Linked DNA regions of Mus musculus: regions 2 and 3 are each linked to region 1. A link is a loop called in an ENCODE intact Hi-C map of the cell type or tissue named here. Cell type or tissue: heart. All regions are shown on one strand. Links, peaks and the distances in the headings refer to the core of each region. The heading gives the core; the rest is flanking DNA. Region 1 has its middle 78 kb from the start of Gm34980. Region 2 has its middle 71 kb from the start of Gm14221. Region 3 has its middle 43 kb from the start of Gm14221.

Region 1 (10,144 bases), core at 1,081-9,080:
TTTCTCCCTGCTCAGCTCTCACTGCTCCAGTCATCCCAGCTTGAGGACCACTGTGGGAATTCTGCACTAGTTCTGAAAGGGAGAGAGACTGACAGGAGAGCCCGGGAATAGGGGACGAATTCCACATCAGCCCAGGGGAAGGAGAGTCTGGAGAAGCTCCTGGAGAGACATGGCCTTGTCTATCCCCCTCTGATCTGATGGCATCTCCCTATACTCTAAAGGCTAAGACCTGGCAACTATTTAACAGTGATCTACCTGCTTCTTATAGTCACGTGAAGCACAAAACCCCTAATTAGATTTAGAATGGCTTAATGCCCTTCTCCACGAGCAAAGATGGGTGTCTCTTCCTCTCCTCGTCTCCTCATTGGCCTCACCACCACCTCCGTCAATTCCATTGCTTATGATGAGTTAAGTCCTTTGCATGGATTAATCCTAGTCTGCTCATCCCCACAACTACAATATGTGTAAGGAACCACCATTATCCCTATTGTAAATATCAGAGGCTGAAGCACAGAGGGCCTAAGTCATCTGCCTACAGGCACACAGCAAATGAGTAGTAGAACCAGGCCGAGACCAGAGCTCACCAATTCTAATGCATCAACCATAACTGTACCCATTCACATGTACGTAATTCTTTACATAAATCTCCAAGTTTCAGGCTCATGGAAATGCAGAACAACCAGCAGAGTGGGTGCATCAGTCTTCAGAACCCAGTTTAAAAGTTGCCCATTGTGGGGGTTGGGGAGGCTGGGGAGATGGCTCAGTGGCTAAAGCACTCTTGCCTTCCAAGTGTGAGGACCTGAGTTCAGATCCTCAGGATTACCAAAAATGCCTGTACATTGCAGAAGATGACAATGTAGAGTGGCTGGAGCAGTCTAGCTAGCCAGACAGTCATACTAGTGAGGCATGGGCTCACTGGAGCCCCTGTTTGAATGAATGCAGTAGAGAAAAATGGCCTACCTCAACCTCAGGCCTAAACACACACACACACACACACACACACAAGGGGAGGGAAAAAAAAGACAAGTTTATAGTCAAGGCTGGGGAGGAAGAGACAGGTGAATCTCACAGGCCAGTCAGCCTGGCCTATTTAGTGAAGTCCAGACAAGGAGAGACCCTGTCTCAAGAAGCAAGATGAAAGATTTTTAACAATAACACTAAAGATTGTCCTCTGGATACCACACATACTCATAGACACACACACACACACACACACACACACACACACACCTCACTAGACATGCAAATTAAGATAGAGACCAGTGAGCAACAGAGCTGGGATTCACTGCCAACTCGGCCTTCCACCATGCTGCCCCTGGGTCTTCTGGAGGTTTCTGGTTGGTTCAACACTCAGCAGTCTAGAAACAGAGTGGGTTGACTTTGCTCCAAAGTGGCTTCTTGCTGCTCAAGTGTCAGGGAGCTTGGAGATATCAAAAGAAAGAAATCCCTTCTAAGCTCCCTGTTGAAGAACAGAGACCCCAGATGCACTGTAATGGGGCTTCAGTGACTTCAGTGTGGTCTGGACCAAGGAAAAGCATGATAGCCCAGACAGCTAGGAAGAGGGACCAGGGTTCAAGGGACAGTGAGGGAACTGGCAGCCGAGAAACAGCTTCAGACCAAGCCCCCACTAGTACCTACTACCAAAAGTGACAAGAATGACTGGCAAAGCCTGTGCCCCTTTCTCACCCCTTTCTAAGAAGCATAGACCAGGGCCTAGGGGGAGTTTGGACACAGGAACCTCCTTAGTAATGACAGACACGCTGCAGCCACCACCAAAATCTCAAAAGAGTTTGTTGTGACTACCTGAGATTTTTGGTAATCATTTATCTGTATCCAGTTGTGACTTGTCAGAGTGATCCAGAATTTTCTGGCCAGCAGAATGACCCAACCAAATGACTATAATATCCACCCGGGGAGAAGCTCGGTGTTTTAGGTAACTTGGGTGGCCTGAGGGAAGTTTGTTGAAATATTAAATACAGTGTGAGCTGCTTCCTGGCCAGTCTGTGACCGGATCTGCCTTGTTCAGGGCATTTTCCCCAGAGAACTTGGCAAAAAAAAAAAAAAAAAAAAGTAAGTATCTGGGAAGCCAGTGAATCAATAGTTGGTGTGGGGAGAGCCTCGCAGTGAGTTTAGGTTTAGGGGCTCCAGGTTCTTTCCTTAGACCCAAAAGAATCTCTGCTCCAGGCTGTGGGTGTAGCTCAGTTGCCAAAGTGCTTGCCCAGCACGGATGAAGCCCTGTTTGATCTCAGCACGCCATACACCGTGCTTTTAATCCCAGCGCTGGGGATGAGGGGCAGAAGGGTCAAGGTCATCCTCAGCCTCATAGGACGTTTGAGGTCAAGTGGGGCTACACGAGATGGGGGAAGGGAGGTAAAAAGAAATCTCTATGCCTCACCCAAGAGCTTCAGTGAAATCTGTTTGCAGTGCCATTTACTCTGCCCTGGGCACAGAGAGATACACAGATAACATAGACACATGTGTGGAAAGAGCTTATACAGGGAACATACACACACACATGCACACACACATACACACACACATGTATACACACCAGCAACCTAGCTAGCTGTTCTGTTGCCCCTGGTTAAACATGGAATGCAAAAGAGAAAAGAATTTATCTACAAAAAAACCACAAGGGCCACAGAGAGGTTGTAGAAGCGTCTATGCTTCTCTATATTCCACAGCAACCTGGAATCTGACCACTGTCAGAGGCAAGGTGTCACCTGGGAAGTAGATAGCTACCCAAAGACTAACAAGACCACAAACTGTGGGTCCTTAGGACACCTGGCTAAGGGACAGATTTGTAAGGAAGTTCAAGGTGCCAAGAACAATTCTTTGTGTGCTCATCTGGACCCCAAATGTCTTTAGTGGCCCCAGGATAAGATGTTCCAAAAAGGTGTTATTGGGGAATCTAAAGTGTTGAGAGAAGTCCCCACCAGCACCACCAATAGCAAATCTAGCTAACCCTGGACCAGGCAGTTCTTTACAAAGAACAATCAACTGTGTCCTCCCTCCATAAACTCTGTAATATGTTCTCTACTCCCATTTCCTGGATCCTCACTTGGCCTCTCCTCTTTGGGTGGGAGTGGAGGGCCCTTAGGAACTAGCAAGTCACCGATTAGAAAGAAGAAAGATGTGTTTTGGGTTTCTTATGTTTTCTGGGACTTCTGATCTGTCCGATCTATGACAATAGTATCCAAGCCTCAGGTTCCTCGTCTGAATTAAAGGGACTCTTTTAGAGTGCGGAGGGTTAAATGAGAATCATGTATGTATAGCCCCTCCCACAGCACCAGACAGGACAAGTATGCTGTGATTATTAATCGAGGTGCTCACAACAAAATAAGTTGGAGTTCAGTGTGGCTAAGCAACTTGCCAAGGTCACACATCCGCTAAGGGGCAGATCTGGGCTAGAAACACAGGCAGCCAAATGGCAACCTCCTTTCCTTACCTCCACCTGAGCAGTGCCCAAACTACTTGATTTCCATTTCAGCGCAAACCCTGAGCCCAGGCGCGAAGTCTACCTGCTCTGGTTGGGATTTTTCCATGGGGGTGGGGGTGGGGAGGGAGAGATGTTGGAATGCACACAAACACCCACGCAAGGTTCATGGTGATTTCATTAACTGGGGACCCTGTTTCCCTGAGCCCCAATAGTACCCTTGCCCCCAGCCCCATCACTGAGCTTAGGGTTGCTCTACTTTGTGTGAACAGAACTGGGCAGCGTTGGGCCGGCAAATACCACGTGACAGTCTTACTTGGCCCCTTCCTCTTTCTCTTCTCCACCCCACCTCCTTCTTGCCGCCCCTCCCCAATTCAGCAGCAAAGACCTTTTCTCTCCAGGCCCAGGGCACAAACTCTGCACTTCCGATGGAAACAAGCGCTGAATAGATTTAGCAGGTTCTGATAAATGTCACGTTTATTTTGGTGCCAATAGAGTCACTGAATCTTAATTAAGACCCGACCCCCACCCTGCCCCAGATGTTGGTACTGATGGGAACGCCACACGCCACAGACTCCACTGACACCCGGAAAACAAGGTTCCTGTAAGGTTCCTGTAAGCCAGTGCTGGGGAGTGGTGCTGGGCTTGGCCCTGTCCACACAGGGACACTTTTTAAGGGGGCTTGTTCCAGCAAAATCTTTCTGATGCCTCTTTTCCAGTTTTAGTTTCCTCATCTTAAGGAAAAAGAGAACCTGCCCTTTCCACCCTAGGGCACTTCCCGGCTGGGGGCTGAGAGCCACAGGGACATTCTAAGCCTGTTTGCTGATTCTAATTGATTCCAAGCCGCAGGCCCGGGGGAATAGGCATGGGGGGGCGGGGGGGGGGGAGTTGGCTGGGAGAGCGGAGCTGCTACGTGGGCGGAGCTGAACTGGGTGGCTGAGCCAGCAGCTTCTAGCCTGCCAGAGAGTGAAAGCACACAGATTCCAGCCCCTTGTCCAGAAAGCTCCACCTAGGATAAGGAACCCAGGCCTTGGAGGGAGGAGGATGTTGGAAGGGGCGGGGCCAGAAGCATAGGCCATCTTTTCATTTGACTCCGGGTAACTGGAGTGAAAGACAAAAGACACAGACAAACCTGACTCTTAGCGCGCTCCCTGCCACCCCCGCCCCGTGCAAGCAGCTTCAGAAGCCTCTGGGCAGGAGAACACGTGAGGTGATGGATGCTCCGGAGTGAGGCGCATCCCTCCTACTCACGGAAGACTAAAAACTCTCTCTGCGTTTTGCTGAGCCTAGGTGTTCTCCCAGGGTTCCTTCTATAGATTTTATGTTCTCGACGTTTTTCTTTGGGTCACAGTTATGAACCAAAGGCTGCAACTGTATAGTTGGAGTGAGGAGATGGCTATAGGAAGGAGGAAGTACCAGAGGGAGACTTGGGAGAAAGTTCTTCATCTGCCTGTGGTAGGACTTGGTAGGAGATGGGGAGTGGAGAGGGCGGCTAGTGTGCTCAGAGGGTGGTCACAGGAAACAAGAAAGGGGAAGTCTGCAGAGGGAAGCAGTTTAGGGGGCGTGGTCAAGAGAGTTGCCATTGTTAGTAGTGGGAGCCCTTTGTGCTGAGCACCTCCGGGGTACTGAAATTCCCACTAGCACCAGTGGTTATCACAGGACAGAGACAGCAGCCGCATCTTCTACAGAGCTGATCTAAAAATTGGCCAGGGGAGGCATCCAGGACTTAAATTGAATACCTGTTTCAGAAGTTTGCTGAGGCAAAAAGAAGCAAGAAGATCTGGTCCGTGATCATTATCGCTACATTTGACTTGAGCTGACTTCTGTCTGAAGCTTTGCAGTGGCCACCTCGTCCCAGCAACGACTGCCTCTGCAACATATTGTCTTCAATTTAGGGTGTTTTTCATGCTATATTGTAACGACCTGTGATAGACTGAGCACCATCTCCACGTGCTTTTAACCCTTAACCCTAGGCCTTCTCTCCAGCCCCAAGATGACTAATTTTTTTTTTAAATAAAAGACTACATCAACTTTATATTTCTGATGATTAGGCGGAATGTGACCATTACAAAACATTTAGAATCTAAATTTAAAAAAAAAAAGACATCCAAGAAAACAAATTCACATGCCCTTCTACCAGATTATACAATATAAACTTCCCCTGAAGTCAAAATTATGACACAAACAGAGCTTTATTCCCTCCTTCTACTTTCAACGATGAGTCATAAACACTTTATCTGTGGCAGTAATTATTTAACCCACACAATTTGATGGTTGCATGGCTTCTGCCTCGTGGACGCCTCTGTTTGACCAGCTCAACCCCTTATGACTCAGACCCTTAGACCATTTCCATCTTTCCCCAATTATCCATAACAGCGCAGTGGCGAGCGTCCTTCTTACAGGTTTTCCTTAGGTTAAATTTTTGAAAGCAGGATTATAGAGTCAAAACTGGGGATGCAGCTTAGTGGTAGAATATTTATGTAGCATGTGTGAAGCCCCGAGTTCAACCCTCAGCACCACACAGACACAGATATTACAGGGCCAGGCTGGATAACTATCACAACCTCTATGAAGGGAATACAGCTAAGTTACCTTTGAGAGGAACTCACCTTCACGAAGCAGACCCTTGAGCCTTGTGCTATTCAAAGTGTTAGTCACTGGCTACATGTGGCTACTTAAAATTAAATTAAAAGAACACCCAATTAAAAGCGCAGCCCCTTCTCTCACCAACCAGTGACATTTCAAGTGTTCAACAGCATGTGCTTGGTTGAGTCTATAGGTCTGCACAGGCAGACCTTTCCATCACAAGAGAAAACTGTCCTAGAGGAAGCTATGGCGGACTAGAGAGAGCATAAGTGCAATCCATAAATGAAACCGCCTTTACAGAAAGTCAAGGGGTGATACATGCCTCTGAAAAGAGAGAGTGCAGTGAGAGAGTTTTAGTTAGAGAGCTTTACCATCTGGGTAAGACAGTCGGGGACTCTGTCTCTGAGAAAGTAACCTTTTGCCAGTGAGTCATAGAAAGAGTGTAAGAGGAAAGAGAGTTGCAGGCAAAAGGCCCTGAGACAAGAGTGTGCACGGCCTCGTTTGAAGAAAACCAAAGGACGTCCCGTGATGTGTGCCTATAGCCCCAGGTATTTGGGAGGCTAATGCTAGAAGGTTGCTTGAAGCCATCAGTTCAAGACAAGGGTAGTCAGCCTAGCAAGCTGACACAGGAGAAAAAGAAGGGGAAAGAGGGGAGAGGGGAGAGGGGAGAAAGAAGGGGGATTGTTCTGGATAGATTAAAGTGAAAATGTTAGAAAAATAGGAGATGAAATCAGAGATGTATTTTCACAAGATCAAGTCAGGCCTTGAGAGCGGGAGAGATGCCGCAGCTGTTAAGAACACTAGCTATTCTTGCAGAGGACCTAGATTCAATTCCCAGAACCCATACGGTAGCTCAAAATCATCTATAACTTCAGTTTCAGGGGACCTGATGCCTTTCAGGTACCAGGCACATACACAAAACATAGACATGCATGCAGTCAAAACACCAATACATAAAATAATTTAAAACTACATTACAAGGACTTTGGCTCAGAGGACTTTATCTCTGAGAGCTGAATGACTCCTAGGTTTTGACTAGAGATTAGCGTGTGACTGATGTTTTAGTTTTTATTATTGTTGCTGCTTGTTTGGTTGGTTTTGTTTTGTTTGTTTGTTTGTTTGTTGATGAAAGGTCCCACTCAGTAGCCGACAGCAATCTGGAACTTAAAGGGTTCCACTTGCCTCAGTTTCCCAGTGACTGACATCTTAAATAAATGCCTCATCTTTATGTGTAAAAGCCATAAAAGTTGACCATAGAGAGACAGAGAGCAGAATGCCAGAGGCTGGCAGGAGCAAACAGGTGATGGAGTTTGGATAATGGGGTAAGAACGGCAATTAGAAAAGAAGAGTAAGTTCCCATGCTAGAGCACAGAAGGTGGAATGTGGTTTATACAATTTATTATAAATTTCACAGTGGCTACAAGACAGGATTTTGAATGTTCCTGCCACACACACACACACACAAAAAAAAAGAGCTGAATGTTGGATGTGACACAAATGCTAAGTATCCTGCCTTCATCATTACAGAAGGCACGAACTAAACACTCCACTATGCCCAACTGATGTGCCCAACCCTTATCTGTCAATCAGAATGTTTATGAGTATCTCTGTGTGTGTGAGTGTGTGTGAGTGTGTGTGTGTGTGTGTGTGTGTGTGAGTGTGTGTGTGTATACATACCTACTACATGCCACAACATGTGTGACAGCCTGTCATTTTCTACCACTCTGTGTATTTCGGGTGAGCTGGCCCAGAAACTTTCCAACAATTATCCTTTCTCCACCTCTCATCTCAATGTAGACTGCTAAGGTTGCAGATGCGAGCCCCCACATCAGACTCTTGTGGGTTCCAGGGATGAAACTCAAGTTGTCAAGCTTATATAGCAAACACTTTTACCTGCCGCAGCACCCTGTTGGTCCTCAGTTCCATTGTTTTTAAACTCCAATAGATTATTACGGAACTGCAACAGGAAAACGTGGTCTATCAGATTGAGGAGAGATGGTTGAGAGACAAGGGGACAGAAGCAGAGAGATGAGTAAGGAGAGAGATGGAATGGTTCAGGGGAAGATGTTGGATGTAGGAGTCCAGAAGATACAGGCAGTAAGAAGTGATGGAGTTCTGATCCTAGTTACAGAGTGAAGCTCTAAGAGATGGGAGTAGCCCATGGTACAGATTCTAAATGTACCACTGTATCAATAGAGAAGCAACTAAGCAAGCTGCCTTAGAGCCAAGAACTGGGGTCTGAGTATGAGATCATTTGGTCAAATTGGACAGTTCTTTTCCGGTCACCTACAGCTTCCTGACTGTGCGAGGGGAAGGGGGTGGAGGAGGTTGTTTTCTCCAGAGACAGAGGGGAAACTTCACTTCAAAGAGCTGGAAAGAGCCCAAGAAGTCATATTTTGTTACACACTATCTGCAACTCAAACAGCTTTGTCGTGATGGGTCTGTTTGTCATAGATCAGTTAGTGGGTAGATTGCTTCGGTGGCAAATGGAGATTCAGACAATGCCAGAGCCGATAATGGTGCCTGAATGCTGGCAGGCGCTAATCAGGACTCAGCAATGACTCTGTCGTGCAGATTGAAGTGCGAGCATTTGGAGTTATTACTCAAGGCTTGTCTCTGCAATTAGATGATTGCATAACCTTAATATGATCAATCCCGCCGGATGTGAATTGTGCAGCTGTAACCACAAAAGAAGGTGGCGTTTCTGTTTTCTTGTTGAACACAAACATTCTATATGCGCAAGTCATAATTTTATAATGGCTGCTTTGGGCAAGAAAGAGCTTTGTCAGTCAGAAGATGCAGTTGACAAAGAAAAATATATATGCAATAGGAGTGCTTAAAGAGACGGTCATAATGTCAGCCTTTGCCTTGGGAGACATTGCTTTGTGACTCTCTCTCTCTCTCTCTCTCCCTCTCTCTCTCTCTCCCTCTCTCTCTCTCTCTCTCCCTCTCTCTCTCTCTCTCTCTCTCCCTCCTTTTTTCTTCTTTGTACACATCAATTTTGAGGCCAGAATGTTGGGAAACTTAGAAGCCATCTTGAGCCCTCCCGGGACAACACGGTTCTGTGCTCACACATGCACCGTGGAGATTGTCGGAGGGAATCAGCTTGACATTCATCAGCAATTGCACATCACACCCCGTTCATCAAGCCTCATTGTTCCGAGGGGACGTGAGCTGCGACTCTGGCTCTTGAGATCCCAGATCCTTGCAGAAATCTTCACCCGCCCCCCCAAAGGCCCTGCTCGGGGGACTCCAAGGACACAGCCCTCAGATGCCTTCTGCCTTTGAGGCCCTGTCTGTCTTGAGGATCAAACAATAAGGAGTCCATGCTAAGGATACCAAGATTTCTCCTCTGTCTCTGCCCCACTTCCAAGGGAAGCAGATTGTGAGGATGGGAAACTCCTAGGGGCAGGGGATTGTTTTTATGGTCATCAGAGATTGTGCTCTTAAAAGGAGGAGAGAGAGAGTGAAGAAGAAGAAGGGGTTGATGGGAAAGAAGTATAGAAAGATATTTAAAAATAGCAAATTCTGGAGGTTATCCAAAGATGAGACTTGATAACCAAATGAGTGAATGACTAAGACTGTGTACATGTGCACATGCGCACACATGCCAATACGTGGTCAGAGCGTGGTTTCAAACTGTTGTCAAAGCCAAAGCAAAGCATCGTGTGCTGTTTCCTGGGAGGTGGGACTCAGGATGCTTATTGGAAGCTGGTGTTGGAATCCACGCCCACAGGAAGAAGGAAGACAGCGAGACTGGGCAGAGGGAGACACGGACTGTGAAGTAGCTAGAACAGTGCAGTCCCTGCCCACCCCAAGTGGAGCTCTGAAACCGTTGTGACCCCTCGGGATCACCCCAAACTGAAGCAGGGCGGTCCAGTCTTTGTGTTCCTCCTTGACCAATCACGAGGTGTGGGCTGGCCCAGGAAAGAAACATGACAGTGGATAGTGAGAGTCTCTTCAGCTAGGGAGGTTTCTAGAGAGGGCCAACTGTTGGAAACTATCTGCTGCCCACCTCCTCAGCAGCTGGGAGAATCCATCCTTCTGTCCTGAGTGAAGACTGTGGACAGATCAGAAGAATATCACGTTGCCTGTAAGGAAACTGGGGCCAGGAGAGAATTA
Region 2 (10,144 bases), core at 1,224-9,223, 58 kb after region 1:
GGAGCCCACAGACAAGGGCAAAAATATTGGGGGGGAGGTTGTCTGTTCAATATAATCAATGTCTGAAACTGCTTAACAAAATTATCCCAAGCTCAGTAGCTTCAAACAATAAATGTTTACTGTGGAACACAGTTCTGTGAGCTACGGATTTAGAAGTGGTTTGGCTGAGTTTGCTCAGGGTTTCTCCTAAGGTGTTAGTAAGGGTTTTACTGCTGTGAACAGACACCATGACCAAGGCAAGTCTTATATAAAAAAACAACATTTAATTGGGGCTGGCTTACAGATTCAGAGGTTCAGTCCATTACCATCAAGGTGGAAGCATGGCAGCATCCAGGCAGGCATGGTGCAGGAGGAGCTGAGAGTTCAACGTCTTCATTCAAAGGCTGCTAGTGGAAGACTGACTTCCCAGGTGACTAGGGTGAGGGTCTTAAGCCCACACCCACAGTGACACACCTATTCCAACCAGATCACACCTATTCCAGCAAAACCACACCTCCAAATGATGCCACTCCCTGGTCCAAGAGTATACAAACCATGACAGTGGCTGTCTAGGTATCAGCCAGGGCTGTGATGAACTGGAAGGATAGACTCGGGCTACAGTGTCTGGCTCCAAGGAAGCCCACTCGTGTGTAGAAAACCAGCACTTCTGTCAGCAGGAGATTTCATCTCCTCACTACGTTGGCCTTCCAAAGAAGTGGCTGCCCTCCCAACACAGCCAAAAGCTTGGCTTTTCCCAAGCAGGGGATCCAAAAAGGCAAAGTAGGGCATCGGTGTCTTTTAAGAGATACAAACAGAAGTCACAAGCCATCACTTTGGCTGTATCCTGTTGATCACATGAATAAGGATGAATAGCAGGAAGCCAGGATCATTGGGGGCCATCTTGGAAAGTAGTTACCTCACGGTGCAAATGGAAGCCAAAGGAGAGGTGGCTATTTTGTCTTACCGGAGTCTATCAAGGCACCTCAGAGGAAAGGAAATATTCACAGACACTTGAAGGAGAAAGTTGTCTCAGCAAAGAGGAAGAGGATTCAGCTGAGGAACCAGCCTGAGTGATAATAGCTCAGAAGACTGCCCTGAGGATACAGTGGTTCTCAGTCCATACCTGAAGGCAAGGGTGGGTGGGTCTGAGTGGGCTGGAGAGATGGAACTAGAGCCTGAGTCAGGCCCTGGATAGGCCATAGAGGATTTCGTGAGGGACTGAGCTTTAGTGGGAACCAGAGAAAGCAGGTCTGTCTCTAATGCCAGCCCCCTCCCACACCCTCACTATGTAATCTTGCTTAGACCACCTTAACCTGATCGGGTCTCAGCTTTCTCATCAGTAAAATGGGAATAATAGGAGGATGTGCCTGAATGTGGTCGTGGGTGTTAACTTAAGGTAAGACACTGGCACTTAGCGCACCCTCATCTGTGTTAAAGGTGTCCTGGGGTCCAAATGTCCCTCCTCTCCTCAGCATCCTTCTCCTGAGCTCTAACACTACTTTCAAATCTTCTTCTGAGAATATTATTGCCAGCCCCCTACCCTGGATTAGAGGCCCCCCAAGTCTGGGGAAGTCAGGCTAATGGCCCCCTTTGGACTGACCGTCCCTCCACTGCACAGCACCCAGGTGGGTTGTTTGACTCCATCGTCACCATCATAGCAACGATCACAGCCTGTACAGACTTTTGTTTAGACTTGTGTTCTCTTCGCAGCCTTTATCCCCAGATTGAATGCTGTGTAAGGTCAGAGTCTCCCTGCCTTCTCTTTACCTCCACACCTGCAATGCAGACACTGTCCTTTACAATAAAGCCCAGGAGATAAAAATAGAGTCTGACCCAGCTTGATCTTGCCTCTCAAAACATGCTCTCTTGCTGTACAGCCTTGGATAACCCAATGCTTCAGTTTTCCCATTTGTAAAATGGGTCTGACACCTCCTACCTCATTAGAAGGTCTACATCATACAACGTACAAAGCACTCAGAACAGTGCTTGGAGAAAGTATATATGGACAGAGGGTTTGTTTCATACGTGGACCATTGTAGGTTGAATGTAAAATGCCCCCCATGGGCTCATGTGTTTCTACATTTTGTCTCCAGCCCAGCCGGCGGTGCTGCTTGGGAAGGTTGGAGAACCTTTAAGAGATAGAGCCTCACTGCAGGGAGTGGGTCACTGGAGCTGCACCTTGAGATTTTATAGGCCTGCCCCACTTCCTGACAGTCACAATAATGTGACTGACCAGCTGCCCCAACTGCTGGTACCCCACCATGAACAAAACCAGAATAAACCCTTCCGTAATTTTGTGTCAGGTATTTTGGTCACAGCAACAAAAGAACATCGCAATACGTGGATATATCCATGTATTATGTATATCTATATGTGTGTGTTCAGAGATACAGCAGTAGGTGCACAATAAATATTTGTTGAATAGTGTGCTTATTCTAATAAAAGAAACAAGTCCTAACTATAAGAGAGCCAAGATAGGGGTGAAGACAGAGGGCCCAATTCTTGATCTGAACAAGGGAAAAGAGAGCCTTGAACTTGAGAACCTTGCAAGCTGAAGATGGCAGAGAAGGGCAGATATAAGAGAAGACTCAGTGGGAGGGGCCAGAGGCCAAAAGACCCTTCTGGGGACCCCCCACCTGGGACTGCCAGCCCATGTACTAACACACTCGGAACAGCTAAATCATACATTATTGATTTGTCAAACGTATTTGCATATAAATAAGCATGATCATTCATAGAGGCCGCACAGTGCCGCCTCCCCTCAGTGCCATGATTGCAGATGGATGGCCCTAGTTAGACACGAACCAGGGACGCTGCCACCCCAGCCGCAGAGTCAGTGGCTGATTTAAAACTACATTTATTGGAGCATGTAAGTGTGACAACCTAGTGGTGAGTTTGGGATAATTAGTCTAAAAGACAAGATGAACGACTCCTAAAACTGGTATTGTGATGAAGATCCCGCCCCCAAAAGCCCCCTCCCTTCCACCAGCTCAGCCCTGATACCAAAAATACAGCCTATGATAATTAACTAGGGGATGTTAGCAGGCAGGATTCAGTTTCCAAAGGACTGTAGAATTTCACACCCAGGTTGATTGAGTCCCCTCCCCCCTGTGATTAGCAGGAGAGAGCAATTCGCAGGGGGGTGTGTGGGGGGGGGAGTAGGCAGACAGTCCTAGACAAAGTCTCTATGGCCAGGCAAGCAGGTGGCTTCACTCAGCCTCCCCCGCACTCGAACCGAGATGGATCTGCAGGGTGAAGCATGCTGACCCAGGGAAATTATATCTGCCACGTTAATTCATTCTGCGTGGGAGATCAGCCGTGAGCTTGGAGGCTGGCATCGCCTGCCTCTGATGGATCAAGGGACCCAGCTGCTCAGCTACACACAATACTGGAGAATCATCATCCATCGCAAGGGAAACACGCCGTGTGCTAACACTTCATTTTAATTGTTCCAAATTACGCTAGAAGACTTACAGCCCAGCAGGCCAGGCAGCAAATACCAAGCACAACCTTGAGAACCAGCCTGGCCTAGAGGGAACCGCAACACGATATGGATGCAAAAGCGGGATTCGATGCCTTTTTACCCAACTCAGCCTCGGGCTCCTTGGGGAGAGATAAGGGCTGCCCTGTTACCCCGTGACTTCCAACCCACCAATCAGTGAGTTCCAAGGTTTCTTCTGCGATTTAACTTGTTACAGACCTAGCCCAGCAGAGTGGCGATTAATCCCAGCACTCCGGGAGGCAGAGGCAGGCACATCTATACTTTTGAGGCCAGCTTGGTCTACAGAACGAGTTCCAGAACAGCCAGGGGCTACACAGAGACACACTATCTTGAAAAGCCAAAGGATGAAAGAAGAGAAGGGGTATAGGCCCCAGCGGGAAGAAAGACAGAGACTTAGAAGTTTAAGATTCTCAAAGAGGAATCCAAAAAGGCAGAAGCCAGCAAAGAAGTCTGTGGTAGGCAAAATGATTCCCCACAAAGATGTCCATATCCAGACTACCAGAACCTAATGTTGATAAAAGGGACTTGGCAAATGATTGAGAACATCAAGATGGAAAGATTTTCCTAAATTATCCAGGGGGCCCAGTGCAAGCACAAAAAAAGGTAATACTGGCCAGAAGGAGGTGCGACTGGCTTATAAAATGGAAGAAGGGACCATGAGGCAAAGAATGTGAGTCACCCCTGAAAGCTGGTAAAGTTCAGGACACACATGTTCCCCCTTGAAGTTCCCCACACGTTCTTGGAGAAGGAGCATGTCCCTTTTCATCCTGGTAGCATGTACTTCAGACTTCTGCTTCCAGAACTGCAAACTAATGAACCCACGTGCTCCAACCCACCACCTGCATCGACATTTTACTTGTGTCAGGCCAAGAGGGCTGTCTGAACTTCCAGAATCAAACTTGTGCTCCTGGGATGCCCTGGTGGGAGGGGGTTGTAGGTGCAGGCCTACAGATACCACAGCAGATGAGACCTGGGAAATCAGAGGGGCTACAGGGACAGGTGATTCAATTAGGAGGTTGCCTGGCCAAGTGGCCCTCAGCTATTGGGGCATACCTGTCCTTCAAGTGCCTGGCCCCTGTCTGACTCCACACAGGAGAGAAATATTATCTGGTTACTTGAGTTTGGACCCTGCTCTGTATGTATTGCTCACAGCTGGGAGAAATCAGTAGACATCTTACCTTGGCTGAGGATATAGAAATAGGCATAGCCCTGGAGGTCACTGCTCAGCCACACTAGCCTGCTTGGTAAGTTCCAAGCCAATGACAGACTACCTCCACAGATCACTATGTATGGCTCCTAAATAATAACACCCAGGGTTGTCTTCTGGCTTCCACATGCTCATGCATATGTGTGCACATGCATGAACACAAACACACACACACACACACATATACACACACTACATGTAAAAAGCATGCAGCCTTTGACCCAGCCTGTGACTGTCAGACACCATACACATCACACATACGCACATGCACACACACACACACACACACACACACACACACACACACACACATTAGATTGCCACTCTAGACCGCACCTTGACAAACCCAGGAGCATACAAAAATCACTTCTTGACATCTAGAACCTGACTGTTCTGTGTTGCTCTTAGACTGAACTCCAGGACAGAGATTGGTTTTGAGCCAAAGCGAAGTCCCAGAGTAGAGTACCACCCTGCCCCTGTGAGTCCACACTGCAGCACACAACAAAGACTAGCTCACTGGAGCAGGTGATCGTGTTCACCTAGACATGGAGGAGAAAGACTTTCCCTGACCACTGTGCAAATCATGGCAAACCGCAAATCCCTATCTCCGGATAATGGACTGTTCCTCTCTCTTCCCATCACTATATGCACAAAATGCTCTCTCTTATGTTTTAGGGCTTACATCACTCCGATGAAACACCATGACCAAAAGCAAGTCAGGGTAGAAACTGTTCATTTCGCTCACAGTTTCATATAACAGTTCATCAAAGGCAATGAGGGCAGGGACTCAAGCAGGGCCAGAGCTAGCGCAAGGGCCATGGAGGGTTGCTGCTTACTGGCTTGCTCCCATGGCTTGCTCAGCCTGCTTTCTTATAGAATGCAGAAGTACCAGCCCAGAGTTGACCACACCCACAATGGGCTGGGCCCTCCCCCCTGAGTCACTAAGTAAGAAAATGTCCTACAGACTTGCTCACACCTTAGGCTCCCTCCTCTCTGATGACTCTCGCTTATATCAAGTTGACATAAAACTAGCCAGTATACCTCGGATCTCTGCTCTGTATACACCGCCTGTATACACCTTTCTGGCTACCACCTAATCTCGTGGTGAGTTACAGCTGCTCTGACCCAAAGCAGTCAATTTCTGTTTCCAGACAGGGTATTGAGAATGGAGCAGAACTGTCCTGTATTATAAATGGAGGAAGGGAGGAGAGGAGGGAAGCCGGCAAGCAGGCCCACACTGCCCCTGGGGCATCCCTGATTGGCCTATTGGAAGCCCTTTCTGAAAAGTCAGCCTAACTCCATTCCCTCTGTATGGGCAGCTTAGGCAGAGACATTGCAATTATTCCAAACCCCACCCAGCCAAACAATGACAGTACAAGCCCTGACCCCTCTTTTCCTCAGCTTCGGAAACAATGACCTCACCACTGGCAGACAATCCGAAACAGCCTCCAGAATGTGGACGTGTGAGACTGTATCCCCAGAATGCTTTGCAAAAAGTAAATATTGTGACAAACAGTCAGAAATGTGGTACATTCGATAGCTGCTCATATGTTCACATTAAAAACATTGAGATGTATAATTAAAAATCTGTTTCAAACTGCGGAGAACATGTAAAAAAAATAACTTCCCCATTTACACATGAAAAACAAAAGCAAATCAATGGGAGCCGTAGGGGGCGGGGATAGAATAAAACAACTTCAACAGATGAAGACCCAATGGAGAGTGATGGTAACAAGTCTCAGATCTCACAAGGAGGCACTCCCCTCATCCCTCAGCACGGACTGCAAAGTCTAAGCTGCGCGTGCGCATGCTTGTCTTTCAACGCACCTAATGTGACGCTTCCCAGCATCTGAGTGAGAAGAGTGGAGAGATTAACATGGGGCTTGAGGCCCAGGGGAATATCAGTGAAGACCAGAAAGAAATACAGGAAAGACTATCAAGTAACAGGTATTTGCACCCCACAAAGCATGTGTTTATCATTTACCATCTTCCTCTTTCTCTGCCGCCATCCTCACAAGATCCGGAGTCTTCCAGTAATTACCCTGCGATTCTGTTGCTTTTTTTTTTATTATTATTATTTAGTTTTGTTTTAATTTTTTAGCTTGCATTTGAGAGGGAAGAAGTTGAGGGGAAGAAAGGAGAAAGGGAGTCGTGGTTTTGTCCTGAGAGATTTTTAGTGCATTATAAGGAGAAAACCAGCAAATTCTAAGCAGAGCTGGAGGAAGCGGGCAGGAGTGTGTGGAGAGAAAAGCTGGGGAAACTCTGCTGTGAATTCAGATTTAGGTCTTTAACATTCTTTGAGAGATTTCGATAAATAATTTAAGTTGTTCTAAATTCCTTTGATCAAGGGGCATTGGTTTTATGTGGGTTATGCAAATGAAGAACCATGCGCTCTCCCCTGCACAATCCGACTCCAGAGTGTGGACTCGGTGCTTTGAGAAGAACCAACAACAACACAGAAGTCCCAGGTGAAAGAAAGACTTTCCAGAGAAAGTGCACGCTGGAGTTGAAACCAGGGAGGATACGTTTAGCTCACAGGTGTAAATTGCAATTTCTTCTTTCTCAAGATAGGGAAGAAAAAAATTCCCTGCACGGACACCGGTTACTCAACACAAAAGGGGGCACTCTGCTGGACAGAGGGGAAAAACACCAAAGGAGGGTGGACAGGACTGTGGGTGGTGAGACACCCCAGTCCTCTAGGAGAAACATGGCCATCAAAGTGTGATCCATAGACACACACATCTGAGCCTGGGAATGACTTGACCTCCAGTTCATCTGATCCTCTGGCCAGGCTGCCGTGGACCCCCGTACAGCCTGGACTCTTCCAAATTCCATCTCTCCAGAAGAGTGACCATGAGAGATGGAGTTCTACCTGAAGATATCTAGGGCAGTCCAGAAGGCGCTTTCAAGTAATTCCCAGGAGTAAGAAGATGCTCTGGAAAAGGAAAGGCCATTTGCCACTTTCTGAATTTGCAAGCTAGGAATACTTTTGTTTCCAACAACCTTGTTTCACAAGCTTGTATAAATGGAAGTGGACTTGATTTTAGTGATTCTTAACTGCAATGCAGCCTGGGTAGCAATATGATGCTTTATTTTATTGATTGCAACTAGTGACCAACAAGGAAACTATCAAAATCACACCATATCACACAGGGTGCGAACTATCCGAGTACTTAACATCATGAGAAGGTGGGGCTGAGTTTGTAGTCAGGACAAACTTGAAGTCCTAGAGAGCAACCTAAAGCCCATGCAGTCTTGAGGCTCTTATCTAGGACAGTGGCACTCCCTAATGTTGGGAAGTACAGCTCGGGAGAGACAACGTGAAAATGGCATAAGCCAGGGATCAAGTCTCTAAGGTGGTATATCTTGGACAAGAAGTTTCCCATGGCTTGTGAAAGGCAGAACTCCAACTTTGCCATGCACAATAGTGTGTAAAAGGACCAATGTCTACTGCCCAGGAAACCTGACTTAGACTCAACCCTACTGACTCAGTAATTCTTTGTTTGTTTGGGATGTTATATAAACTCTGCACTGAAGAATAATAGCGTCTGTGGCATCTACCCGCTATGTATCAGAAACAACACTTTCTAGTTCTAATAGTTGAGTATGTCTCTGCCAAATATTCACAAGGGGAAAATCAACCCCAGCGCTCAGGCTACCTTCAATTACATTCTGAACCTCGGTTACATAGGAAGGAAGCCTTGAGGAAGACTCATCTAGCTTGTGCAAGCTCTACTCTGAAGGATCTGGGGACCTTCAGCCAATCTCAGCAAAGTCTACCACTCCTGCTACCTTCCCATTATGCCCTCCGAGAGCAGAGGACACAGGGTACTTTCACATTGACCTGCCAGGGACTCCAAGAAAGACTGAAGAAAAACTGATCAAATGGATTGGAGAATGAGAGCTCTGTAGCTGTGAGTCTGGTCCCAAGCTCATCTGTGATCCGCCCTTTGCTGACATGGAAGTTCCTCTGCTCAGCATGCACCAGACCCAATAGTCTATGTACCTCACAGTCTCACACTCAATGAACATACGGCCACCTCTACGTATGGCCTGAGCTATATAGTGAGACCGTGGAGAGAGAGAGACACAGACACAGACAGACAGACAGGCAGACAGACAACAATAACTCAGTAATGACTGCAAGATTTTCCCTCATCATGTGATCTTCAGTCAGGCCTGTTTCGCTTCTTGCCTGAGACTAGACTAGACCTGCACTGCCTTCCAGTATAGCTGAGTAATAACATCTGCATGTTGTTTTGACTTAGAGGCCATCGTACTTCCATCGATAAAGGAAGAAACCGAGCTTTGGAGAATGTACGTAATCTTTAACTGGAACAAAATCACCCGTGAGTCAGAATTCACACGCAGATACACGAAATACAGAGCTTGCCTTTCTGAACTCCCAGTTGTGTGAACCGAATGAACTTGGCCATCAGCGAAGGCGTTGTTGACCTACTGCTGGGCTCGTCCAGAAAGTCAACTTTCAGTGAAGATTTCCTGAATGAGCAGGACCAGAGGTGGGACTGACTTCGGGGAAACACTCACCCAGTCTGCGGTGCAGCAGATGGAAACCTCCCCGAGCCCATCCTCCCACCACCCCGCCCCCACTCACTTATCACCATGTAATTGAAATAATGCTTATCGACAGAGACTCACAAACAACTGCTCAATTTTCCTCAAAATTCAATTAAACTTCGTTTATTCTGGGGATCGATCCAATTAAAAGAAGGAAAATTTCAAATGGTCTGAGCAACACCATCCATCTTCAAACACAGTGTCTACCCCAGTGATGTAATAATTCGCCCAATCAATGCTTTAAAAGCATTTAGCAGTCTTGATAATGAACTTTTGTCAAAACAGCCTTGCAGAGCAATAAGTGCCTGCAGATTAATATGAAGTCATAAAGGGCTAATGCCTTGGGGCAGATGGGGGGGCAGGGGGAGTCATGAGCTGGTGCTTCCTCTTTCTCTACCTCCTCTGAACTAGGCATAGGCAGTATTGAGGGACCTAGAAGATGGCCCATGAACCCCTACCCTGCTCAATCTGTAGGCTCTTCTTCCTCCCTCAGTCTCAGGGATCCCAACTCCACCCAGCCAGGATCTAGGATGTCACCAACCCAAAACACACAGTCTTCCTTGCAGAGAAGGTATCCAGAACGAAAGGGTTAGCCTGCCAGCAGGGTTTCTACTGGACCACCTGCACTTGCTAGCTCTGGCTTCAGATGGTCTGTGAGCCCGAAGAACCTCCTTTTCTCACATGGAAACAAACCCTTGTTTCTCGAGGTACCCAACTTCCAAGTTGTGTGACCTCCAAAAAGTTACTCAAGGTCTCTGAGCTTTTAATTCCTTCATCAGGAAAGCAAAATTAAATGGCATTTATTGAAAGTGGGAGGAGGAGACTGGTTAACAAAAAAATGCAAAGATGAATCAGACTACCAGGCAGTGGTGGCACTT
Region 3 (10,144 bases), core at 1,415-9,414, 86 kb after region 1:
TAACTTTTAGTGTGTTTAGGGTGTATGTTGCTCTTTTTCTTCTCAATAAAATTCAAGAAATCTGGCCAGGAAAGCAAACCCAATTATGAGCTAAATACCTCTTACAAGTTATGGCATATAGTCCATAAATATTAGCCCACTGGATGAACTCAGATCTAAAAGAAAAAAGAAAGAAAGAAAAGAAAAGAGATATTAAGATGTTAGCCTTTTTAAATTGCTCGTGAGTTAAGGAAAAGAGAAAGAAAAGGACTTGGATTTACCTTTAAAAATGAATATATCTGCACAGCAAAGGAAAGCAAGAATGCTAACTGTGGTCCTGCCCATGAGGAGGGGTCATTACAAATGACTTTCATTTCCCTTTCTAAATGTTTGTAGATAAAAGAAGGTGGAGGATGTAGTTATCGTAAGGACTGCTGCCAAAATTCCTCCTAGAGAAGGATCTAGCTTTGGAGAATCATCTAGAAAACAAAGGAGTCCAAAGGTGGATCTTTGAAGACCTGGCCCAGGGGCCATACCAGTGCTGGGCCTTTCCTGTCTCAAGCAGGATGGAGGAGTTGGGAGGCCAGAAGCACCAGGGACTGCAGCTGAGTGCCCTCCACAGACAGCAGGACGCTTGATTCACCTGGGAGGTATCAACTCTATAATCAAAATTTAAAAATTGTCTGGTCCTCGTATTTTAGGGGAAACAACGCCTTTCTCTACCCCAAGTGGGAATCTGTCTTTCTGGAGCATGCCACCCCCAATAGTCACCCATCTGAAATCGCTCACATCAATCCATCTCCAGGTATGGAGACTTGTGAGTTATACCAGAGCTCAGACAGAGCTGAGGAGAAAGCCGAGCGTGAGCCATTTGAAAAAGAAGACAAAGCGAGGGGTCTGACTGGCACTGCCCCATATGCTCTGGGGACCATGGCCCTCCACAGTAAGGACCTGAAGAGTCGCCTGGACAGTGCAGACAGGAGCCACCTTCCCTCGGAGCCCACTGAGTGTTTACAGATTGCACAGTGGAGCTGCAGCACAAATATCAGAGGTCTATTTTGTAAACTGCTTGTCAATTACATAATTTGCCCAGGAATGATTTTTGCATCTAATTAGCACAAATTGTCTTACACACACCAAAAAAAAAAAAAAAAAAAAACTAAGGAGATGCATCTAAAAATAACACATGGGTCTTGGATGGATATCTTAATTAGAAACTCTTCCTTAAAAGTGAAAACAAGCAAATTTGCAAATTGAAGAGGCTCCAAGGTCAGACCCAGGGACCCCAGCTTCTCCCTCAAAGAGTCTTGGAGGCACCTGAAGGACAGATCTCCCCGGGGGAAGTTGTTTAGGAAAGAAAGGATAGCCCAGGTTATCTCTCTTACCTCTAAAGGTGGGGACCCCAGAAGTTGTAAATAGTGAGCACACATGCCCTTTCTGAGAAGCTTCCCCCATGGGTGCTGGGCCCATCTACATGGCTTAAGTGGCCTCTAAGTCTATGGCTAGATACGTGGTCTGGACCCAAAGATAACTCAGGTTACAGAAGGCATGTCATCACAGCTTAGATACTCTGGCTCATTTGCACATTGACAAAGGTGGGCTCTGGATTGGTTCAGGGAAGACCGATCCCACCTTGGAGACCCACAGCAATGCCAGGATCCTGGTCCCCAGCCAATAGCTTCTCTCTCTCTCTCTCTCTCTCTCTCTCTCTCTCTCTCTCTCTCTCTCTCCCTCTCTCCCTCTCTCCCTCTCTCCCTCTCTCCCTCTCTCCCTCTCTCCCTCCCTCTCTCTCTCTCTCTCTCTCTCTCTCTCTCTCTCTCTCTCTGTGTGTGTGTGTGTGTGTGTGTGCCCCACCTCCATCCCATCACTGAGTTAGGGACCTGCGGCTGCTGTAAACACATCCTATACATTGAGGACAACAGATGCATTTCTCTGTAGTTCTGGAAATGAAAGCCCATGATTAAGGTGTTTCATGGCTGGGTCCTTCTTGGACTGTTGCATGTAATTTTAAAAAGCATGCTTGTTCCCTGCCCAGTGTCAGCAAGGGCCATCTCACCCAGCTCCCTCTAGCCCCGAGGAAGGAAAATACTAGAGACTTATATTTTAAAGCTGACTAGATAACTCAAAGGCTGGGTGAAGAATAACTGGGAATAACTAGCCATTGCCTCCTCGTTATGTGGAAACCTTGGCTTCCAGAGCCTCCATCTCCATATCTCACCTTCAGCTTCCCACAACCTTCTCTTTGTGCTTCCCCTCAAAACGACCTCTCCTAGTCTATCTCTATGAAAATCTCTCTTTCCATTAGGACATGGACCATATATATGAGAGCCTACTTAAAGACCTCAGCTTGACATGATTTGGGGAAGTTGCTGATTATCAAATAAGGTCCCATTCCCAGATGGCAGGTACAATCATTACAACACCTTCTGAGGATACAGTGCAACCCATAATGGGGAAGAATGTTTGGGGGGACCATGGCTGACAGTTCTGTAGTAGCCCTGAGCAGCGCACCTACCTAATAGGCAGAGAGCAGGGGAAGCACCTCTCTGGCAGCATCACCCCTGCGTCCAGCCCACTTGAGGCCTAGACCACGCAAGGCTGTGAGCAGCAGACCTGGAAGAAGAGGAAGCCAAGTAGCTAGACCCAGAGCGCCGCAACACAAGCAGCTTCAGCAGGATTAATAATTATTAACAAGGTATTAATAAAGATGAATCGGGACTCTCCCCTCGAGTTCCCTGTGAGTACTCTGGGCATCTCTAGCACTACTACCACTAAACAAGAGGGTAGAAGCAAAGAACTTCAGGAGAACCTGGTCAGCAGCCCGGGATCTAGTAACTCCCTCTTCCCTTGGGGGGGGGGGGCCTTGTTTTGTCTGAAACATCACACAGGAAAGTCCTCCCTTTCCTCCCAGATTAGGCCGAACGTCACAGAACAACATACTGTTAGCATTTGTCAGGTCTTACATAGAAAGCCCTGGCTGAAGACTCAACTCCAAGTTACCTCAGGACCAGTTCGGCCTACAGCTGAACAGAGAAAATGAGAACCAGAGGAGAGAGTAGCGGGAGCAATTCAGCTCCAAGCCCTCAGAGAATCTCATAACAGAGACACACAACAGCAGTCAGTTGACAGCCATAATGGCAACAGCTCAGCCTTATCTTCTTATCTTCAAACTGGGCAGCATACATGAGTATTCCACCTCACAGGGAGGAAACTGGAGCTAAGAGATGGTGCAAGGATTCTCTAGAACACAGAGGTGCCAGGGCTTGAGACTCCTAAAGTAGACGTAGCTTGGCAGTGGCGTTGGGGGCAGGGTGGTGGGGAGAAAGAGAAGGGAAAACAAAAAAGAAAGAAGAGATGGAGGACAGGATGGGGTAGGAAGGAGGAATAAAGGATAGAGGGAGGAGGGAGGAAGGAAGGAAGGAAGGAAGGAAGGAAGGAAGGAAGGAAGGAAGGAAAGAAGGGAGGGAAGGAGGGGGGAGGGAGGGAGGGGGGGGAGGGAGGGAGGGAGGGAGGGAAGGAAGGAAGGAAGGAAGGAAGGAAGGAAGGAAGGAAGGAAGGAAGGAAGGAAGGAAAGAAGGGAGGGAGGAGGGAGGGAGGGAGGGAGGGAGGGAAGGAAGGAAGGAAGGAAGGAAGGAAGGAAGGAAGGAAGGAAGGAAGAAAAGAAGAGGAGAGACAGACGGATACATACAGGTTTAAGACCACATTTAGGGCACAGGGTCATTGATCACTGTACCCCCTGCCCTCTGCCCTCTGCCCTCTGCCCTCTGCCCTCTGCTCTCTGCCCTATTGCACTTTTCTCCTGACATTCTGAGCTTCCCCTTTTGAGATTCTCAGCGAGTTTATATTTGGGAATAATTGTAACGTAATTTGATGCATAATTAGGGCAGAATAGAAGACTGCGTTTTTAACTATCCATACATCCTCATCTCATTTAAATAATTCCTAATCTATCTGAGCAGACTGCCTGTGCTGCACTGGTGTGTATTGAACTGAGGATAATGAAATAAGAGATGGGACAGAGAAAATGCTATTTCAGAGTCTGAAGATCACCAATTAATGACATGAAAAAGCGAGAGGAACTCTATTCCTTAATATCCCCATGCAGGCACGCATACAGGCTCCCCAAAGCAATTAGGACAAGCTGGAGGACCAGGCAGGAGGAAGAAACGGTGCCTGACATGTGAGAAGTACTACAAAACAGTTTTAATTGAGCTTAGGGACTGGGGTGGCGGGGCTCATTCAGCCATAGGAGCCCAAGGACCTGAGTTCAGATCCCTAGAAGACACATGGAAAGCCAGGAAGAGCAGTACAGACTTGAAATTCCAGAGCTGGGAAGGCCAAGATAGGCAGCTTCTTGGGTTTTGCTGCTAACTTAGTTGGACCAGTGAGCTCGAGGTTCAGTTAAGAGACACTGCCTCAAAATAATGTGGAGAGTGAGAAGATATCCAGTGTTGACTTCTGCCTTACACACACACACACACACACACACACACACACACACACACACACACACACACAGAAACACGCACGCGCACGTGCGCAAGTGCCCAGCAAAATATGCACCCCTGCCCCCACTCCAAGCCCTCTGCAGACTCACAAGATTGATTTGGGGGCAGGTTAGATCAGTGCTTGGAGCCGGCCTTTCCAAACCCACATGGGAGGCAGACTTCTAGCCCAACAGGCCTGGATGCCTGGAGGCTCTCCCTATACCCAGAAACATCCTGTCCCCCGTCATTCCTTCATGCCAGGGTCTTTCTGCTCCAACAGATGGTTTCCTGTGGGCCGCCCCCGCAGCCACAGAGGGGAGAGCTGCTGTTTAGCCAGACCCCAGCCCTTTCACAGGCAGGTAAAACTTTAACCAGAGCCCTTTGGCGGGGCACTGGGCCCTGCGCTCCCATTCAGGGTGTGATAAATGACTACTGTCAGTGCGACATGAATGCTCATATTGAAAAGCCCTGCTCTCTGTCTCCCTCCCTTTCAGGCCGCCAACTTCTTCTCTCTCTTAAGTTACTAGGTGTCACTCACGTGTCACCCTTATCTTGAATGCCTCCCAGTCAGGGACCCCTGCTCCCTCTAACCCTCTCCTCCCACCTGCCCCACCCCCTCTCCCTGCTCTCAAGGTCTCTCTCTTCCCTCCTCCTCCCTCCTCTTCCTCTTTCTCCAATTCTCTCCTCCCTATCTCTTCCTCCTCTAGCCCTGACTTGTCCCATTCCAGTCTGAAGACGGAGGAAACCTCCCCCAACCCTGCCATTGCTGTTGGTCACAAGCACATGAATCCGCTATCCCTACGTCCCCACGTGGCCTTTCATGGAGTGGAGTGTATCGGCGATGGTGCCACACAGGCTATACTGAAGGGAAGGACAGCAGCACTGAACACGGACCCCTGGATGCAAACAAAGAAAGCATCCCCACAGCATCCTGATGCTGCTGAGGTCTTCAGCTCAGACCCCAGGAAGCACCATCTGCATTGTATTTCAACGGGGGGGGGGGGGGGGGGGCAGAGACACCAAACATTCTGTCAGTTCTGCTAACATAAATCAAAAATTGCTGCTCACCACAAGGCCTGGGAACTCTGCTCCCACCCCACCTGGGGATCCCAACGCAGCTTCACACTGTACAGATAACAGCTAAGCTGTGAAGAGCCATGTTCCCTACTTCCCCCAACCCTCCCCACGCCCACCCCCAGTGACTTTGTATGAAGCCTCTTGCTTCTTTCTCTCACTCAGTCAGTCAAACTATAGGAGCTCCATACCAGGGTGGCAAAGACATGGAGCTAAAACCACCACAGACAGGAATGTCCCATCACAAGCTGGAAAGGCAAGAAGCCTTTTTCTTGGGGAGATGGGGAATGGTTGTGTGAAACCTTAGCTTGTTCAGTGAGCAGTTCCCAAAAGGAAGAAGGTATGAATGGCTCAGTGTGTTGGGGACTGATTAGTAAGTTAGGGGTGTGTGTGTGTGTGTGTGTGTGTGTATGTGTGTGTATGCTAGGTACACATGTACACATTTATAGGAGTGTTCATGCATACATGGAAAGGTCGGGATTATCTCAGATGTAATTTATAAGGCATAGTCCACCTTGTTTTTTGAGAAGGGTATCTCATAGGCCTGGAACTCGCCATATAAGCTTGGCTGGCTAGCCAGGAAGCCCCAGGAAGTACCTTGTGTCTACCTCCCCACCACTGAGATGACAAGCTCTCACTGGGATTGAACCCCTGTCCTCATGCTTGCAAGGCGAGTGCTTTACCACCTAAAATTGCTGTTTCTTTACTCATGGAGGTGAGTAGCTTGCGTTTCCATAGCTCTCACTATAAAAAGAGAGTGGTAGCCTCACAGAATGCCACCTCAAACCACCGTTGTGTACATTCCTACCCATGACTATCTATTTGCTTGCTATAAAGCCCTGTGTATTGTGGGAACTGTGTGAGGGCATACAGGAGTCACGGCTAAGTCTTCTATTTCTGCCATACCATCCAGGAGGAAAGCAAGGGCCTCACCCACTCTGCATGGGTCTTCCCCAGGAGCACTCCCCTAAGCTTAAGGGAGCCACAGATGTGGGCTTCCAATGGACCTGGGTGCCCACAGCTGGATCCCTACATTCACAACTGAGGCCATGCAACACGGTCTTGTGAAATGCTCTCCACAGTAGAACTCTTGGATCAAATATACAAGGAAATGCATACAGCCTACTTTGCCACGATGACTATCAGTCCTCACAGGTTATTCAGAGCTCTGAGGGAGTCCACAGTAGACAAACCTCATTAACTTGGAGTTTCCCACCCACACTTGATAGCCAAGCCACCTTCAAGGTCCTCCAAAGCACACTGTCTACATGACTTTACTGCATACAGCCATACATGAGGAGCAGGTACCATCCTTTTCCCATCAGAAAGGTGAAGGAAGAGAGGTTTCACAAGGTTAATCATGTCCTGTAAGGTTCCATCTCCTTTTCAAAAAAAATATTTATTTTTAAGTGTATGAGTACACTATAGCTGTACAGATGGTTGTGAGCCATCATGTAGTTGCTGAGAATTGAACTCAGGACCTCTGCTCCCTGGCTCGCTCAGGTCCAAAGATTATTATATGAGAACACTGTAGCTGACTTGAGACGCACCAGAAGAGGGCATCAGATCTCATTAGGGATGATTGTGAGCCACCCTGTGGTTGCTGGGATTTGAACTCAGGACCTTCAGAAGAGCAGTCGGTGCTCTTAACCACTGCGCCATCTCTCCAGCCCAAGGTTCCATCTCCTTAGCAGAGCTGAGGGACCCTCTGACTACTGAGCTGGTCACTGGCCGTTGATTTGAGAAGTACGAGAAGAAATTTAGGAGAACCAGACACCAACCTACTAACATAGGGAGAAGAATGCAGGGTTTTCGCAGCTTGGTGGCCTCTAGACTACAAAAAAAGACGTAGAATACACCCATAGTCAGGAAAAGGAAAGTGATGGAAAGGAAGGGGCTCTCTGCCAGCTGACCATGAGCATGGCTGTACCCTCCTCGAAGAGTCCTCTGTCTAGCTGTCCCTATCACTGTTTCTTGCTTCTCTGCCTCTTCTGGGCTGCCAGGTCCTGGAGATTTGCCTGGCTTGTACTATTTCATGAACTGGCTCATTTCTCTCCCTGGTTAGCAATCATGGCATCCAGATAGAAACTATCATTCCTAGCCTGGTTCAAAAGAAGCATTAAAAAAAATAATAATAATAATAAAAGAAAGACAACCAGGGGGTTTGAATCAAAAAGGATCTCGCCACAGAGGGGCAGAAGGACTGGGCTGCCCAACCTCAGAGATACTCCACAGTCACCTCTGAAAGGATGCTGAGGGGCTCCAGCCAGTCCACACCTGTCAGGCTACTCACATTTTTATTAATGTAATATTCTTTTTGAGAACCACATACCTGCATACAAGGCATTTTGATCATATTCTCCACGCACACACACACTCCTTTGAAATTTACCATCATCCCCCCCCCACCCCTCCATCCAACTCCATCTCCTTTCCTTTTTTGTTTTCAATCCCATTGAGTCCCATTTGTGCTACCCATGTATGCGTGGGTGTGGGGCCATTTGCTGGAGCATCATCAACACACCAAGGACCACATCCCTGAAGAAAACTGTCTCTTCCTCCCTTGGCAGCCCTCAGCTGTCAGTAACACCTCAGCGGAGGATTGGGGGCTGTGAACTCCTCTCTACTCCCTGCTGGGATATTGACTGGCTTTATTTTTTGTAGGTCTTACACAGATGAGACAGCTGCTGTGAGTCCAGGAGTCCAGCCGCCCTGTCATGCTCAGAAGACACTGTTTGGATACAACTCTCTCCAACCTCTGGCTCTTACAGTCTGTCTGCCCCATATTCAGGAATGTTCTCTGAGCTTTAGGGTGGGTGGGGTGTGTGTATGTGTGTGTGTGTTTGTGTGTGTGTGTGTGTGTGTGTGTGTGTTTGCGTGTGTCTGTGTGTGTCTGTGTGTGTGTCTGTGTGCGTGTGTGCATGTGTGTGTGTGTCTGTGTGTGTATCTGTGTCTGTGTGTGTGTGTGTCTGTGTGCGTGTGTGCATGTGTGTGTGTGTGTCTGTGTCTGTGTGTGTATCTGTGTGTGTGTCTGTGTGTGTATCTGTGTGTGTCTGTGTGTGCATGTGTGTGTGTGTGTCTGTGTGTGTCTGTGTCTGTGTGTGTGTCTGTGTGTGTGTGTCTGTGTCTGTGTGTGTGTCTTTGTCTGTGTGTCTGTGTGTCTGTGTCTGTGTGTGTGTGTCTGTGTCTGTGTGTCTGTGTCTGTGTTTGTGTGTGTGTGTGTGTGTGTGTGTGTGTGTGTGTGTCTGTCTGTCTGTGTCTGTGTCTGTGTCTGTGTCTGTGTCTGTGTCTGTGTCTGTGTCTGTGTCTGTGTCTGTGTCTGTGTCTGTGTCTGTGTCTGTGTTATCCCGTTTGTGGCCGAGCATATCGCTGATACTGATTGTCTCTGCCAGTTTTGAGTCTCTGTGTCAGCAATCATTCACTGCCCAAGGAAGCTTCTCTAATAGTGTCCAGGAGTTAAGCTAAGCTTGGATAAAGATGTTTCCAAACTACCTCCTTCTGTATCCCTGGGCTGGTGTCTCTCAGTCTCAAAAACGGAGCCTAATTCCTTAAGCCTATTCATTCCCTGACAAAATTCATTTCCCCATAAAATATACCAGGTTGACTGTAATTGTTGCTTACACACAGCCAAAGGCAGCTTGACACATAGTTTTTTAAACAAACTGTTAAGACACAATATGTCATGATGTGAGCACTGTGGCAAGTGCCATCATCTAAAGGTGTACAAAGTTTTCTGCTAAGATCCCAAATAGAAAATTAGCTGCCTTAGTCTGAGAAAGGCCGAAAGAGTGGGTCTCTAGAGAGACTCTTCAGAGGCTGTTCCCCACACACCACAGTATAGGCATGTAGGGGGAAACAAAGCTTTGCGGGGCCACTACTGAATGTGATGTCCTGGTACATTCCTCCACTGAGCAAACAGAGACGCTAAGTACCTTGTCCCAGAAGACAACATTGTTAATAGGCACTGGCAATAAATTTTTTTAACTGCTTGTGTGTGTGTGTGTGTGTGTGTGTGTGTGTGTGTGTGTGGTGAGAGAGAGAGAGAGAGAGAGTTTACCCACACATGACACAGGGTAAGGGTACGTACGGAGGATGGAGGTCAGAGGACAACTTCCAGGGTTCAGTTCTCTTCTTCCAGCCTGTGGGCCCCAGGGGTCAAACTCAGATCCTCTTGGTGACAAACACCTTGACCTGATGAACCATCTTGCTACCCTGGTACTGACAAAGCTTGAGCACAAATCTGCTTGATTTCGATGCTTCATTCCCCACCACCCCGGCACCGCCACCACGCACCACCAAATGGATGCTGAAAGCTCTAGGAAAGAAAACCCCTTCCCTGCCCTCAACTTGTGATCTGTCCTGGGCCAGTAGTAAGGGCATGGCCTGAGCTGTGATCCAACGTCAAGACTCAACCACGGGTAGGTGTTTTTACTCTGCAACCAAAGATGGTCACCAGGCTACTGATGCTGATGGCTATCAGTCTAGTTCTAGACCATAGCCTTGAAATGAAGCTTGGGAACAACTGTCATTGTAAGTAGCTCTAGATTTCTATTACTACAACAAATTTTGCATCATTAAGAGGAAAAATAAAATAGTTCTGTTGC

Evidence for each region. Hi-C counts contacts between places; a loop is a spot of excess contacts. Peaks named below come from ENCODE experiments on the same cell type or tissue, not always from the same donor. Only the 100,000 strongest peaks of a DNase experiment are listed, where the experiment ranks them.
Region 2: a loop joins it to region 1, with 1.8 times the contacts of the local background. A loop is called at or near these places in 5 of 42 quality-filtered maps.
Region 3: it touches region 1 in a loop (2.0-fold over the local background); 3 of 42 quality-filtered maps call a loop at or near these places.

The regions. Positions count from the first base shown.
Region 1 is chr2:160,447,214-160,457,357 of GRCm38, forward strand. No RefSeq gene overlaps it. Among named protein-coding and RNA genes, the nearest start is that of Gm34980, 78 kb to the left of the region's middle. In heart, for the core only: no CTCF peak of the experiment used is centred there; DNase peaks (open chromatin) are centred at 4,028, 4,418 and 4,988; H3K4me3 peaks cover 1,563 bases; H3K27ac peaks cover 1,457 bases; H3K27me3 peaks cover 1,011 bases.
Region 2 is chr2:160,504,779-160,514,922 of GRCm38, forward strand. No RefSeq gene overlaps it. Among named protein-coding and RNA genes, the nearest start is that of Gm14221, 71 kb to the right of the region's middle. In heart, for the core only: no CTCF peak of the experiment used is centred there; a DNase peak (open chromatin) is centred at 6,043.
Region 3 is chr2:160,532,701-160,542,844 of GRCm38, forward strand. No RefSeq gene overlaps it. Among named protein-coding and RNA genes, the nearest start is that of Gm14221, 43 kb to the right of the region's middle. In heart, for the core only: no CTCF peak of the experiment used is centred there; no DNase peak of the experiment used is centred there; H3K4me3 peaks cover 748 bases; H3K27ac peaks cover 722 bases; H3K27me3 peaks cover 311 bases.